2 separate regions of the Homo sapiens genome follow, and region 2 is linked to region 1. A link is a loop called in an ENCODE intact Hi-C map of the cell type or tissue named here. Cell type or tissue: B cell. All regions are shown on one strand. Links, peaks and the distances in the headings refer to the core of each region. The heading gives the core; the rest is flanking DNA. Region 1 has its middle 38 kb from the start of TNFSF14. Region 2 has its middle 26 kb from the start of CD70.

Region 1 (8,340 bases), core at 120-8,119:
CCATAATTTTCTTCACATCTCACTCCTTTACTTATTGGTTCCTTTCTTTTCAAGTCCATAATTTGAATTAACCTTTAGATAACTTCTGAATTTGATAATAATTTTTTTCTCAATAAGAACATCTCTTCTTTGGCATATTTTATATGCAGAATTATATATTAACTAGAATTCTTATCCTTAGTAACCTCAAATTTTAGTGAAAACCTAGGAAGAAAGAAATCCTGAGCTACCTATCAGATATTAGCATTTTATAATGAGAACTCTTCCATAATTTTTAGAAACATATTTCCCCATATCATAACCCTTCCTTAATTAGAAATGACCCAGACATCTAATAAGCATAATTTTAAATATTATTCTTAAACATAATTTTAAGATTTTAAGTTACACAATAAGTTCACCTGCAGCACTTAACCCATTTACACTTTATTTTTAGCAGTTTATATAGATTATTTACACATTATTTTCTTGTTAACCCTTTTATAACTTGTGAATATCAGATGTTCACCTAAATAAGAACCTTAAAGTTAACTGCATGGGCATTTTCACCAATAACTCAGTAGACTCAGGTGTTTTCATTAAACCAATAACATTAAATAGTCTTACTTATATAAAAAAAAACACAAAAAGATCATTTTGTTTTGGCTGGGTTTATGGTTTGATAACCTTCTATGCCAAACCCTGATACCTCAAAATATCTAGAAGAGACAAATATGAAACCCAGAGAAAAATGTATGCTGACAATTCTGAAGACATTTCTATTCCTATTTTACCAATAATTTAAAAACCACCTTGTTGGCCAGGTACAGTGGCTCATGCCTGTAATCCCAGCACTTTGGGAGGCTGAGGCAGGTGGATCACTTGAGGTCAAGAGCTCAAGATCAGCCTGACCAACATGGAGAAACTCCATCTCTACTAAAAAAAAATACATAAATTAGCCAGGCATAATTGCACACAACTGCAGTCCCAGCCACTCAGGAGGCTGAGACTTGAGAATCGCTTGAACCCAGGAGGTGGAGGTGGCAGTGAGTGGAGATCATGCCACTGCACTCCAGCCTGGGCGACAGAATGAGACTCTATTTCAAAAAAAAAAAAAAAAAAAGCTTGCTCATTAAAGACTTACTTAAGTCATATAAACTTGAAAAATACTTTGGACTTAATTAATGAGCACTCTTTTATTTATAAGCCAAATTGGTAGGCATAACATATAACAATAAATATACATACATATACACACATCTAAATATGTACTCACACACAGAAACAAAGATCCAATAGCTTTTACTTTGGAATTCTAGTTGGGAGGCTGAGGCAGGCAGATCACCTGAGGTCAAGAGTTTGAGACCAGCCTGGCCAACACGGTGAAACTCCATCTCTACTAAAAATACAAAAATTAGCCAGGTGTGGTGTCAGGCGCCTGTAGTCCCAGCCACTTGGGAGGCTGAGGCAGGAGAATTGCTTGAACCTGGGAGGTGGAGATCGCAGTGAGCCAAGATTATGCCACTGCACTCCAGGCTGGGCGACAGAGCAAGACTCCATCTCAAAAAAAAAAAAAAAAAAGGAATTCTAGTCATGAGATAGTAATACAAACTCACCTATCTATGAACGTGTTCACATGGCTGCATTTTGTCTGCTCTGATAGGTAATCCCATGAAGACTGTTGTATTCGTCTGTCCTCACACGGCTATAAAGATATTGCCTGAGACTGTGTAATTTACAAAGAAAGGGGGTTTAATTGACTCACAGTTCCACATGGCTGGGAGGCCTCAGGAAACTTACAATCATGGTGGAAGGCGAATGGGAAGCCAGGCATGTCTTACATGGCAGCAGGAGAAGAAACAGAGACAGAGAGAGAGACAGAGAGACAGGGGGAACTGCCACTTTTAAAACCATCAGATCCTGTCATGAGAACAGCATGGGGGCAACTGCCCCCATGATCCAATCACCTCCCTCTAGGTCCCTCCCTTGACATGGGGGGATTACAATTCGAGATGAGATTATGGTGGGGACACAGAGCCAAAACATATCAGCTGTGAGCCAAAATTTCGGGTAAAGTAGTTTCCACGGCAGTTTGATTTTTTTTTTTTTTAAGACGGGAGTCTCGCACTGTCGCCCAGGCTGGAGTTCAGTGGCGCGATCTCGGCTCACTGAGAGCTCCGCCTCCTGGGTTCACACCATTCTCCTGCCTCAGCCTCCCGAGTAGCTGGGACTACAGGCGCCCACCACCACGCCAGGCCAATTTTTTGTATTTTTAGTAGAGATGGGGTTTCACCATGTTAGCCAGGATGGTCTCGATCTCCTGACCTCGTGATCCGCCCACCTCAGCCTCCCAAAGTGCTGGGATTGCAGGCGTGAGCCACTGCGCCCGGCCCGGCAGTTTGATTTTTAGAAGTCAAACCTTTAAACATTGGGGTCAAACAGAAGAACATCACGTATTAACCAGGCTGAACCCTGCTTAGAACAGCAGCCCAGGCTGGGCGCAGTGGCTCACGCCTGTAATCCCAGCACTCTGGGAGGCCGAGGCGGGCCGAACACGAAGTCAGGAGATTGAGACTATCCTGGCTAACATGGTGAAACCCCATCTCTACTAAAAAAATACAAAATAATTAGCCAGGTGTGTTGGCGAACGCCTGTAATCCCAGCTACTCAGGAGGCTAAGGCAGGAGAATGGCATGAACCTGGGAGGTGGAGCTTGAGGTGAGCCGAGATCGCACCACTGCACTCCAGCCTGGGCGACAGAGCAAGACTCCGTCTCAAAAACAAACAAACAAACAAACAAACAAACAAAACAAAACAAAACAAAACATAACAAAAAAGAACAGCAGCCTAAAAGCCTGGGTACATGGAACTCCATCCCACATGATCCGCCTGCCTTGGTCTCCCAAAGTGCTGGGATTACAGGTGTGAGCCCCCACACCCAGCCTTGGTGATGATTTTTTGGATTTGACACCAAAAGCACAGAGAACAAAAGCAAAAATAAGTGGAATTGCAACAGACTAAAGAGCTTCTGCCAAGCAAAGGAAGCAATCAAGGAAATTAAAAGGCAACGTATGGATGGAGAGAAAATATTTGTAAGCCATATATCTGATAAGGGGTTGAGATCTCTAAAATATATAAAGAGCTCATATAACTCAACAGCAACATAACAAATAGCTCAATTTAAAAATGGGCGAATGATCTTAATAGGCATTCCTCAAAAGAAGACACACGAATGGCTAACAGGTGTGTGAAAACATGCCCAACGTCATTAATCATCAGGGAAATGCAAATTAAAACCACAGCGAGATATGACTGTGGTGATAATTTTAGCATATAGGTGTATCAAAGCATCACATTTCCTTCCTTCTTTCTTTCTTTCTTTCTTTCTTTCTTTCTTTCTTTCTTTCTTTCTTTCTTTCTTTCTTTCTTTCTTTCTTTCTTTTTCTTTCCTTTTTTTGAGACGGAGTCTCGCTCTGTTGCCCAGGCTGGAGTGCAGTGGCACGATCTCGGCTCGCTGCAACCTCTGCCTCCTGGGTTCACGCCATTCTCCTGCCTCAGCCTCCCAAGCAGCTAGGACTACATGCGCCCGCCACCACACCCGGCTAATTTTTCGTATTTTTAGTAAAGACAGGGTTTCACCATGTTAGCCAGGATGGTCTCGATCTCCTGACCTCGTGATCCACCCGCCTCGGCCTCCCAAAGTGCTGGGATTACAGGCGTGAGCCACTATGCCCGGCAAAGCATCACATTCTCACCTTAAATATACACAGCTTTTATTTGCCAGTGATGCCTAAATAAAACTGGATAAAATATGGGAAATAATAAGATTTGGCAGAATGAGAAACAACAGAAATTCTCACATTTGGCTGGTGGAGATAATTTCTTTCTTTCTCTTTCTTTCTTTCTTTCTTTCTTTCTTTCTTTCTTTCTTTCTTTCTTTCTCTTTCTTTCTTTCTTTCTTTCTTTTCTTTCTTTCTTTTTTTGTGGAGACAGGATCTTGCTCTGTTGCCCAGGTGGAGATATTTTTTTTTTCTGTGGAGACAGGGTCTTGCTCTGTTGCCCAGGCTAGAGTGGAGTGGCACCATCATAGCTCACTGCAGCCTCGAACTCCCAGGCTCAAGCCATCCTCCCTCCTCAGCCTCCTGAGCAGCTAGGACTACAAGCCCATGCCACCATGCCAGGCTATTTTTTTTTGTAATTTTTCATAGAGATGAGGTTTTGCCATGTTGCCCAGGCTGGTCTTGAACTCCTGGCCTCAAGTGATCTGCCTGCCTCGGCCTCCCAAAGTATTGGAATTACAGGCGTGAGCCATCGCATCCAGCCATGATTTTCTTAATAAGAGTTTCTTTCCTCTAGCTTACTTTATTGTAAGAATACAGTGTATAATACATGTAACATACAAAGTATGTGATAATCCACAGCTTATGTTATCAGCAAGTCTTCTGGTTAACAGTCTGCTGAGTTAGGCTTTGGGGGAGTCAAAAGTTATATGTGGCCGTTTGACTGCTCAGGGGTTGGTGCACCTAAGACCCCACATTGTTCAAACGTCAACTGTCTATGGAAGAAAACGTTTACGAAACATCTCACTTTGACTGTTGTATGAAGAATGGCCTGTAGGGGGAGCCAGTGGATACAGGGAGACCGAGTAGGAGGCTTTTTGCAGACAAGAGACTTAAAGTGTTAGACTCTGATAGATTAAATATGTAAATTAAAATTTCTAAAAGTATAGGAATAAAATGTATAATTTCTGAACTCAGAAGAAAAACGGGAATAAGACAAAAATCCGAAACAAGGCAAGGAAGGAGAGAAACAGAAATACGGAAGAGGCAAATAATTCCTCCAAAAAATTCAAAATGTATGAAGAATTGCAATTAATGCAGATGGTCCAAATCTGTGCTACTCAATACCATGCTATTCCATGTCAATAGCCATATGTTACTATATGGCACTTGGAATGTGGATCTGAACTGAAATGTCCTGTTGTGGCCAGGCGCGGCGGCTCACGCCTGTCATCCCAGCATTTTGAGGGGCCGAGGCAGGTGGACTACTTGAGGTCTGGAGTTTGAGACCAGCCTGGCCAACATAGTGAAACGCGGTCTCTACTAAAAATACAAAAATTAGCCAGGGTATGTAGGGACCAGCCCCACAGGGTCGGTGGGTTTTTCTCCCTGTGTGTGTGAGGAGATGAGAGATCGTAGAAATAAAGACACAAGACAAAGAGATAAAAGAAGACAGCTGGGCCCGGGGAACCACTGCCACCAAGACGCAGAGACCGGTAGTGGCCCCGAATGCCAGGCTGCACTGTTATTTATTGGATACAAGACAAGGAGGCAGGGTAAGAAGCGTGAGCCATCTCCAATGATAGGTAAGGTCACATGAGTCACGTGTCCACTGGACAGGGGGCCCTTCCCTGTTTGGCAGCCGAGGCGGAGAGAGAGAGAGAGGAGACAGCTTACGCCATTATTTCTGCATATCATATCAGAGACTTTTAGTACTTTCACTAATTTTGCTACTGCTATCTAGAAGGCAGAGCCAGGTGTACAGTATGGAACATGAAAGCGGACCAGGAGTGTGACTGCTGAAGCACAGCATCACAGGGAGACAGTTAGGCCTCCGGATAACTGCGGGCGAGCCTGACTAATGTCAGGTCCTCCACAAGAGGTGGAGGAGCAGAGTCTTCTCTAAACTCCTGGCCTCGAGTCTGCTAAGTAGCCCGTGTTTTCCCTTGGCACTGACGCTACCGCTAGACCACGGGCCACTTGGCAACGGGCGTCTTCCCAGATGCTGGCGTTACCCCTAGACCAAGGAGCCCTCTAGTGGCCCTGTCCGGGCGTGACAGAGGGCTCGCACTCTTATCTACTGGTCACTTCTCACCATGTCCCTTCAGCTCCTATCTCTGTATGGCCTGGTTTTTCCTAGGTTATGATTGTAGAGCAAGGATTATTATAATATTGGAATAAAGAGTAATTGCTACAAACTAATAATTAATGATATTCATATATAATCATATCCATGATCTATGTCTAGTATAAGTATTCTTATTTTATGTATTTTCTTTATTATACTGGAACAGCTCGTGCCCTCGGTCTCTTGCCTCGGCACCTGTGTGGCTTGCTGCCCACAGGGTGTGGTGGCGGGCACCTGTAATACCAGCTACTTGGGAGGCTGAGGCAGGAGAATCTCTTGAACCTGGGAGGTGGAGGTTGCAGTGAGCTGAGATCGAGTCACTGCACTCCAGCCTGGATGACAGAGGGAGACTCCATCTCAAACAAACATACAAACAAACAACAACAACAAACAAACAAAGAAACACATTAAGAAATGCTTAGTGGCCCGGCATGGTGGCTCATGACTGTAATCCCAGCACTTTGGGAGGCTGAGGCAGGTGGATCACTTGAGGTCAGGAGTTTGAGACAAGCCTGACCAACATGGTGAAACCCCGTCTCTACTAAAAATATGAAATTAGCCTGGCGTGGTGGCAGGTGCCTGTAATCCCAGCTACTCGGGAGGCTGAGGCAGGAGAATCGCTTGAACCCAGGAGGCGGAGTTTGCAGTGAGCCGAGATGGCACCATTGCACTCCATCCTGGGCAACAGAGCAAGACTTCATCTCAAAAAAAAAAAAAAAAAAAAAAAAAAAGAAACACTTAAGGATCTGGTAGGAATGTAAATTGTGCAGCTGCTATGGAAAACAGTATGGCACTTCCTCCAAACATTAGAATAGAATTACTATGATCCAGCAATTCTACTTCTATGTACATACCCAACAGAATTGAGAGCAGGGATGAGAACAGATATTGTTACGTCTGTGGCCATAGGAGTAGTATTCACAGTAACCAAGATACAGAAGCAACCCCAGTGTCTACTGATGGATGAATGCATAAACAAAATGTGGTATATCCATATAATGGAATATTATTCCGCCCTGAAGAAGAATGAAGTTTTAATATATCCTACAACATGGATGAAACTTGAAGACATTATTCTAAATGAAATGAGCCAGCTGCAAAAGGGCAAATACTGTTATGATTCCACTTATATGAGGAAATGATGGAGCAAATTTATAGAGACAGAAAGGAGAAAGGTGGGTGTCAGGGGCTGGGGAGGAGGGAATGGCGAGTGAGTGTGAGTGTTTAATGAGCACAGAGTTTCAGTTTTGCAAGATGAAAAACTTTCTGGAGATGGACGGTGGTAATGGTTGCACAACAATGTGAATATACTTCATATCAGTGAAGAGTACACTTAAAATTGTTAAAATGGTAAATTTTTGTATTTTTAGAAGAGACGGGGTTTCGCCATGTTGGCCAGGCTGGTCTCGAACTTCTGACCTCAGGCGATCCACCCACATTGGCCTCCCAAAGTGCTGGGATTACAGGTAAATTTTATGTTATACATGTTACCATAATTAAAAATAGATGCATTTTTAAATGCTTAGGGAATATTTCCAAAGCTTGGCCTTATACTGAGTGATAAATCACATCGCTATCAAAGGAATTGATATCATATACTCTCTCTAAGTTACTCATGGAGGATCAGAGGAGGAATAAAAATGTAATTAGGACAGTATCTAGTTTCTTAATTTATTTTTATTTTTAATTTTTATTTTTTTGAGAGAGTCTCGCTATGTGGCCCAGGCTGGAGTGCAATGGTGTGATCTCGGCTCACTGCAGCCTCCACCTCCCGGGTTTAAGTAATTCTCCTGCCTCAGCCTCCTGAGTAGCTGGGATTACAGGCACGCACCACCATGCCTGAATAGTTTTTGTATTTTTAGTAGAGACAGGGATTCTCCATTTTGGCCAGGCTGGTCTCGAACTCCTGACCTCAGGTGACTCCCCTGCCTTGGCCTCTCAAAGTGCTGGGATTACAGGCGTGAGCCACCGCATCCAGCTTGGAATCTTAATTTAAATGAAGCAGAGCCTTTCAGACTCTTTAAATAGGCAAAAAATGTGCCTGTGTTTATCATCGAATTCAGTGGTTCTCAACTGGGGTGATTCTGTCCTTCCAGGAAACATTTGGCAACATCTGGAGACATTTTTGGTTGTTACAACTGGGGGTGATCCTGGCATGGAGGCAGGATCCTGAGACACTCCTCAGCACCTTGCAGTGCCCAGATGGCTCCACCCAAGAGGACAATCTGGCTCCAAATATCCACAGAGCTGAGGCTTAGAAATCAAAACTGACAAGTATTTGCAGTTTTTTATTTTATTTTTTGAGACAGAGTCTCGCTCTGTCGCCCAGGCTGGAGAGCAATGGTGCGATCTCTGCTCACCACAGCCTCCGCCTCCCGGGTTCAAGTGATTCTCCTGCCTCAGCCTCCCGAGTAGCTAGGATTACAGGCGCCCGCCACCATGCCCGGCTCATTT
Region 2 (8,340 bases), core at 263-8,262, 66 kb before region 1:
TTTATTTATTTAGAGACAGGGTCTCACTCTGTCTCCCAGGCCGGAGTGCAGTGGCATGATCTTGCCTCACTGCAACCTCTGCCTCCCAGATTCAAGAGATTCTCATGCCTCAGCCTCCCAAGTAGCTGGGACTACAGGCATGTGCCACCACGCCTGGCTAGTTTTTGTGTTTTTAGTGGAGACAGGGTTTTGCCATGTTTGGCCAGGGTGGTCTCGAACTCCTGACCTCAGTTGATCTGCCTGTCTTGGCCTCCCAAAGTCCTGGGATTATAGGCATGAGCCATTGCACCCTCCAGTAGTGTTTTTTTGTTTGTTTCTTTTTTCTTTTCTTTTCTTTTTCTTCTTTTTCTTTTTTTTTTTTGTTTTTGTTTTTTTGAGATGGAGTCTTGGTTTATCGCCCGGGTTGGAGTGCAGTGGCATGATCTTGGCTCACTGCAACTTCTGCCTCCTGGGTTCAAGCGATCCTCCTGCCTCAGCCTCCCAAGTAGCTGGGATGTAGACGTGTGCCACCACACCCTGCTAATTTTTGTATTTTTACTAGAAATGGGGTTTTACCATGTTGCCCAGGCTGCTCTTGAACTCCTGACCTCAGGTGATCCACCTGTCTTGGCCTCCCAAGGAATTACAGGCATGAGCCATCACACCTAGCCAGGAGTGTTTATTTTTAAGATAACTTCTATACCTTGTCTGTCCTTGATCCTAATCCTTGAATAACTCATGTTCGTGCTAAATACAATTTCTACTCTAAAGGAAGAGGAGTGGTCTGTTAGGAGAAGCATATTTTAAGGAGAAGACACGAAGACATCTCTGTCATAAATGCAAGTTTACTTGGTGAGTCTTTTGGTTACATTACTACATTAACTGTTTCTGCTGCTATTTCAATCTCTTTATCATTGGGACAGGTATTGTTGAACATATCCCTACTACTTGTATTCGTTAGGTATCTCCAGATGCCAGTCATTCCTTTTTTTTCTATATTTTTTTATTTTCTATATTTATTTATTTATTTTTGAGATGGAGTCTCGCTTTATTACCCAGGCTGGAGTGCAGTGGTATGATCTCGGCTCACTGCAACCTCCGCCTCCCGGGTTCAAGGTATTCTCCTGCCTCACCCTCCCAAGTAGCTGGGATTACAGGCACCCATCACCAAGCCTGGCTAATTTTTGTATTTTTAGTAGAAATGGGTTTCACCATGTTGGCCAGGCTGGTCTAGAACTCCTGACATCAAGTGATCCACCCACCTTGGCCTCCCAAAGTACTGGGATTACAAGCATGAACACCGTGCCTGGCCAGTCATTCCTTTTGGAATATCAAAGTTGTGACTTTTTTTTTGACAATATGCAGTTTGGGCAGCAGATGGCAATCAGCTAATGCCATTTTATTGCCATTCAGAAATTTATGTGTAGAAAACTTAGTGTCCTGCATGCTATTTTCATCAATTTCATCAGGGAGAGGAGAATTCAGATATTCATAAGTTTTTGCAGTTTTTTTTTTAACTTTTATTTTAGCTACCAGGGTACATGTGCAGGATGTGCAGGTTTGCTACATAGGTAAATGTGTGCCATGGTGATTTGCTGCGGAGATCAACCCATCACCTAGGTATTAAGCCCAGCATTCATTAGCTATTCTTCCTGATGCTCTTCCTCTCCTTGCCCCACTGACAGGCCCCACTGTGTGTTGTTCTCCTCCCTGTGTCCATTGTTCAGCTCATAGTTATAAATGAGAACATGCGACATTTGATTTTCTGTTCCTGTGTTAGTTTGCTGAGAATAACTGCTCCAGCTCCATCCATGTCCCTGCAAAAGACATGATCTTGTTCCTTTTTATGGTTGCATAGTATTCCATGGTGTATATGTACCACATTTTCTTCATCCAGTCTATCATTGGTGGACATTTGGGTTGATTCCATGTCTTTGCTATTGTGAGTAGTGCTGTAGTGATCATATGCGTGCATGTATCTTTATAACAGAATGATGAATATTCCTTTGGGTATATGCCCACTAATGGGATTGCTAGGTCAAATGTTTTTCCTGCTTCTAGATCTTTGAGGAATCACCACACTGTCTTCCACAATGGTTGAACTAATTTACACTACCACCAACAGTGTAAAAGCGTTTCTTTTTCTCTGCAACCTCACCAGCATCTGTTGTTTCTTGACTTTTTAATAATCACCATTTTCTGCAGGGTTTTTAAGAGATGCTTCACTCATGCTTCATTAACCTCTGGCCTTGAATTCTTGATCTATGCAGAGAATTTGGCAAAGATGTCCATTCCAGCAGTATTTGATTCTGGGTGTTTTGGTGAAAGCTTTAAGTACTTGGGAGGACATAAGACTTCTTCAGGAGCTTCCTCAATCTTATTTGACTTCACTGTTGAAAGTTATAAGTGGTGGGTGGTTCCCAGGAGCCTTGTTTTGCAGATCTGCAGGTTTCCTTTTTCAGATCAACAGTTGTGACACTGAAGACAACTCCTTTGAGCTAAAGAATCATGAGGAATCTCTGGGAAAAAAGGCAGATTCCTGTGCTTTCACCATCACTGACAGCCTTGACCCAGAGCTCAAGGAGGGGCTCTTTGTCTTCCTCCTTCAACTTGTTCAGTGGCATCGACAATGCCAAGGCCAGGTCAGCTGGGCTTTGCAAACGTTGGCAGCTGCTGCTTCTGCTCCAAGGCTGCTCTGGCTGATGGCTTTGGCCATGCTGCTCACTGGACAGTCTGGCATTGAGGTGGCCATGGCCTCAGCTCCTCAGCACTGCACCACACTGCAGATTGAGCCACTTCTTCAATTGGCCTTAAATTTATCAAAGGGAAATTGTCTAGGTGAGCCTGAGTTAATCACACAAACTCTATAAATCTGAATGTAGAAGTCAAATATCAAGAAAGTCAGAAGCCAGAGAGATTCAGACCTTGAGAAGGATTTGACCTGTCGTTGCTGGCTTTAAAGGTGGTAAGGACCACATGAAAAAAACCCAAGAACATCTTCTAGGAGCAGAGTGATCCCTGGCTAACAATGAGCTAAAAAAACAGGGGCCTCAGTTCTACACTGCAAGGAACTGAATTCTGCCAACAACACTAATGAGTTTGAACACAATTCTTCCCCAGACTCCAGATGAAAACACAGCTTGGTCAACTCCTTGATTGTATAACCCTGAGAATAGAACCCATATAAATCTTGCCCAGATTCCTGATGAAGACACCATGAAAATAATGAATGAGTGTTGTTTCAAGCCACTAAGTTTGTGATGATTTGTTACACGGCAGTAGCTAACTAATACAGAGTTATGTGGCCAACCTGTTGATTGGGATCAACAGTCTTATTTTGCAAAGATACTTCAGAACCATGGACAGTGGAACGCATGCCAGGGGAGAGCTGATTGGCTGGATTAGTTACCATCCAAACTGGAGTGATCCTATTGGACAATCTTTGACCTAGCCACTGATCCCTGGTCCAGTCAGATTTTGTTAGGGTCTACAGACTCAACTTCTCTGCCAACCATGAAGATGGTGCCTCAGGAGTCCTGTAAGGTCTTGAGTGAACAAGTCTCTGCCTAGTTCTTCAGAAGGATATTGCACCACCCTCTTCCTCATCTACATTAGCCTCCTTTGGCTTCTCCTTCCCACTTCCCAGCTATTGCCCAGTGATGTTCCTGCAGTCAGGAACTCCCTTCCTTTCTCTCTTTGATACTTTCTATCCTTTACCTAGCCAACTCTCATTTTTTTTTTTTTTTTTTTTTTGAGACAGAGTCTCTCTGTCACCCAGGCTGGAGTGCATTGGCATGCTCTTGGCTCACTGCAACCCCTGCCTCCCAGGTTCAAGCAATTCTTATGCCTCAGCCTCCCCAGAAACTGGGATTACAGGCGCACACCACCATACCAGGCTAACTTTTTTTTTCTTTTTCTTTTATTATTATACTTTAAGTTCTAGGGTACATGTGCACAATGTGCAGTTTTGTTACATATGTATACATGTGCCATGTTGGTGTGCTGCACCCATTAACTCGTCATTTACATTAGGTATATCTCCTAATGCTATCCCTACCCCCTCCCCCTATCCCACGACAGACCCTGGTGTGTGATGATCCCCTTCCTGTGTCTGAGTGTTTTCATTATTCAGTTCCCACCTATGAGTGAGAACATGTGGTGTTTGGTTTTCTGTCCTTGTGATAGTTTGCTCAGAATGATGGTTTCCAGCTTCATCCATGTCCCTACAAAGGACATGAACTCATTCTTTTTTATGGCTGCATAGTATTCCATGGTGTATATGTGCCACGTTTTCTTATCCAGTCTATCATTGATGGGCATTTGGGTTGGTTCCAAGTCTTTGCTATTGTGAATAGTGCCGCAATAAACATACATGTGCATGTGTCTTTGTAGCAGCATGATTTATAATCCTTTGGGTATATACCCAGTAATGGGATGGCTGAGTCAAATGGTATTTCTAGTTCTAGATCCTTGAGGAATCGCCACACTGTCTTCCACAATGGTTGAACTAGTTTACAGTCCCACCAACAGTGTAAAAGTGTTCCTATTTCTCCACATCCTCTCCAGCACCTGTTGTTTCCTGACTTTTTAATGATCGCCATCCTAACTGGTGTGAGATGGTATCCCATTGTGGTTTTGATTTGCATTTCTCTGATGGCCAGCGACGATGAGCATTTTTTCTTGTGTCTGTTGGCTGCATAAATGTCTTCTTTTGAGAAGTGTCTGTTCATATCCTTCACCCACTTTTTGATGAGGTTGTTTGATTTTTTCTTGTAAATTTGTTTAAGTTCTTTGTAGATTCTGGATATTAGCCCTTTGTCAGATGGGTGGATTGCAAAAATTTTCTCCCATTCTGTAGGTTGCCTGTTCACTCTGATGGTAGTTTCTTTTGCTGTGCGGTAATTTTTTTTTGTTGAGATGGAGTCTCACTCTGTCACCTGGGCTGGAGTGCAGTAGTGCAATCTTGGCTCACTGCAACTTCTGCCTCCTAGGTTCAGTGATTCTCCTGCCTTAGCCTCCCAAGTAACTGGGATTACAGGTGCCTGACACTACACTCAGCTAATTTTTTGTGTTTTTAGTAAAGATGGGGTTTCACCATGTTGGCCAGGAAGGTCTTGAACTCCTGACCTCAAGTGATCCTCCCACCTTGGACTCCTAATGTGCTGGGATTACAGGCATGAGCCACCATGCCTGGCCTGATATCTCTGAAATTTAAAAACTATTTAGAATCTCACTGGGACTTATGTGCTTTCATTGCTAATGATCTGCTGCTAAACCTGTATAAGCCCCTTCCCTCTAGGCTCAGGGACTGTCACATAAGAGGTGGGCATGTGAGATTGTAAGGGCCAAATTTGAGGGATAGAATTATTTCAGACCCTCCTACTCAAGCATGGGCACACAGATGCCCAAACATCTGCCAAAATAAGACTGTGTCTTGGCCTACTATGTTGCCTCTCTCCATCCATCCCAACCATAAAAAGTTTTGCTCTCCATAGAATTAAACAAAAATTACGGAAAGATATCCAGATACCTGGTGTATTAGTCTGTTTTCATGCTGCTGGTAAAGACAGACCCAATTCTGGGTAATTTATACAGGAAAAAGGATTTACAGTTCCACGTGTCTGGGGCAGCCTCACAATCATGAAGGAAGGCAAGAAGGAGCAAGTCACGTCTTACATGGATGGCAGCAGGCAAAAAGAGAGCTTGTACAGGGAAACCCTGTTTTTAAAACCATCAGATCTCATGAGACTTATTCACTATCATGAGAACAGCATGGGAAAGACCTGCCCCCATGATTCAATTGCCTCCCACCAGGTACCTCTCACAATGTGTGGGAATTCAAGATGAGATTTGGGTGGTGACACAGCCAAACAATATCACCTGGTGACAAAGCCTTCTGGATATAGTGCTCCCAGTAATAAAATGATGCCAATTATATAAACAATTTTATCAGCCACCTTAGGAGGAATTACTAAAAAGACTACAAAAAGCCTTGCAGCACATTGAAAGTCTCTAAATTCCTTAGCTTAAATGGTTTTAGGAAAATGCTTATGTTTTGTATAGCTAATTACTACAAGCGTGTAACTACAACCAAGATTACAGTAGCTCAATGCATAGAACTTAAATAGATGCCAATTTTATAACCTCGCCTTTTGGCATTTGATTTTTGGCTCTCATGTTACCTAAAGGGTTCCCAGGGTTAATGAGAACCTGCCCACCGCCATTCCCATCTGGCCTGGAATATTTAGTTGGCTATAAACATTTTGACTCCAAATCCCTTGGGCATGGGGTCCCACCGAGGGACATGTTGGGCCTGGGTAGGCAGACACACCACCCCAGCAATAATATGGGACAAAATAGAAGTTTGGCCATCGATGTTGCATCTGGCATATAATGACCAAAAAAAGGGGGAATGTAAACTGATAATTAAATCCCAAGCTCCCTCTTCCCACTGCTACTGACAGAATGGATCCCTCCTTGGCCAAGGGAAGCCCCTGTAAAAAACCTTAAAAACTTAGTTCCCAGACATAATGGGATGGGAGGCCAGGCATACCTTCTTTTTGTGGTTTAGACACAAAAACTGACCACCATTAATGGTCAAATAAAAATCACAAGACAGAACAGGCTTTCTGTAACAATAAGATAGCGAATTAAGCCAGGTATGGTGGCGTGCACCTGTAGTATCAGGTTGCCAGGTCCGATCTGTGGACCCTGACCCAGTGATGGATGAAAGACGTACACTGACACAGACATTTTGCCTGTCAGTGTGGCTAAGGGGCTCTGCTGCCTGAGTCCACAGCATTGGCCTCGATAAACTGGCGAAGTTTGCATTTATTTAGTACAGATTAAATGACAAATGTCTCAAGTAAACACCACTGGAGGGTAATTAACATTGCTGACCTCCTGAGTAGAGAGCAGTCATGCACCCGCAGATGACCAAAGGTCAGTCTTAGGACCACATGAGTAAACAAGCTATTTAGATAAATTCCTCTACATTCCTATGTATCTACGCCCTAAGCTTTTAAGAGAATTCAGCTGCCTCCAGCCAAATCTTTTACTGAAGTGATGCAAACTACCCGGCCTTCCAAGAAAGTTTGTGTCTATTTCCTATAACTCTATAATTTCTCCCACCACCCTGACCAATCTCCTACACCAGGTATTTGGGAGACTGAGGTGGGAAGATAGCTTGAGCCTGGGAGTTCGAGGCTACAGTGAGCTATGACTGTGCCACTCCAGTCCATCCTGCGTGACAGAGCAAGATCGTGTTTCAAAAAAAAAAAAAAGATACCAAATTATAAACAGAACCTAAGACCATGCCAGCAAAGGTTAAATCACACACTCCTTCACTTAAAAAGTAAACTATGTTCATCCCAGCACTTTGGGAGGCTGGGGTGGGCAGATCATGAGGTCAGGAGATCAAAACCATCCTGGCTAACATGGGGAAACCCCATCTCTACTGAAAATACAAAAAATTAACCAGGTTGGTGGCATGCGCCTATAGTCTCACCTACTCGGGAGGCTGAGGCAGGAGAATCGCTTGAACCTGGGAGACGGTGGTTGCAGTGAGCCGAGATCACACCACTGCACTCCAGCCTGGATGACAGAGTGAGACTCCATCTAAAAAAAAGAAGTAAACTATGTTCTAAATGCCACAAAGTTTTTCTTTTTCCCAAGCAGCCAAACAAGCATTTGCCTCTAGATAAGCAACGTTAAAGCACTTTGCAGCTCCACTGGATGCTAACTGACCACCAGCCATAACTATGGCTTTAATTAGGCAAGAGACTTATTTCAGTAACTTTTTCCTGATGAAGAAACCACTGACCACGGGCTAGATCTGGCTGGTTTACAGAAATTGCAAGCTTGTGTGCCTTTTTGTCCTGAAAAGAACTTTTGATCTATAGGGCTTAATAGTAATATTTTTATTCTATTCTATTCTATTCTATTCTATTCTTTTTTTTTTTTTTTTTTGAGATGGTATCTCGCTCTGTCACCCAGTCTGAAGTGCAGTGGTGCGATCTTGGCTCACTGCAAGCTCTGCCTCCCGGGTTCACGCCGTTCTCCTGCCTCAGTCTCTTGAGTAGCTGGGACTACAGGCGCCCACGACCATGCCAGGCTAATTTTCTGTATTTTTAGTAGAGACGGGGTTTCACTGTGTTAGCCAGGATGGTCTCGATCTCCTGACCTCATGATCCACCCGCTTCTGCCTCCCAAAGTGCTGGGATTATAGGCGTGAGCCACCGCACCCAGCTTTCTTTTCTTTTCTTTTCTTTTTGAGGAGTTTCACTCTTGTTGCCCAGGCTGGAGTGCAGTGATGTGATCTCAGCTCACTGCAACCTCTACCTCCTAGGTTCAACTGATTCT

Evidence for each region. Peaks named below come from ENCODE experiments on the same cell type or tissue, not always from the same donor. Only the 100,000 strongest peaks of a DNase experiment are listed, where the experiment ranks them.
Region 2: it touches region 1 in a loop (7-fold over the local background); 6 of 110 quality-filtered maps call a loop at or near these places.

What each region holds. Positions count from the first base shown.
Region 1 is chr19:6,627,617-6,635,956 of GRCh38, forward strand. No RefSeq gene overlaps it. Among named protein-coding and RNA genes, the nearest start is that of TNFSF14, 38 kb to the right of the region's middle. RefSeq lists an enhancer at 3,536-4,037. In B cell, for the core only: CTCF peaks have their summits at 4,597 (motif pointing right), 4,800, 5,787 (motif pointing left) and 5,987; DNase peaks (open chromatin) are centred at 3,235, 4,585 and 5,765.
Region 2 is chr19:6,561,275-6,569,614 of GRCh38, forward strand. It overlaps the pseudogene CLIC4P2. Among named protein-coding and RNA genes, the nearest start is that of CD70, 26 kb to the right of the region's middle. RefSeq lists a silencer at 7,601-7,801. In B cell, for the core only: no CTCF peak of the experiment used is centred there; a DNase peak (open chromatin) is centred at 3,437; H3K27me3 peaks cover 773 bases.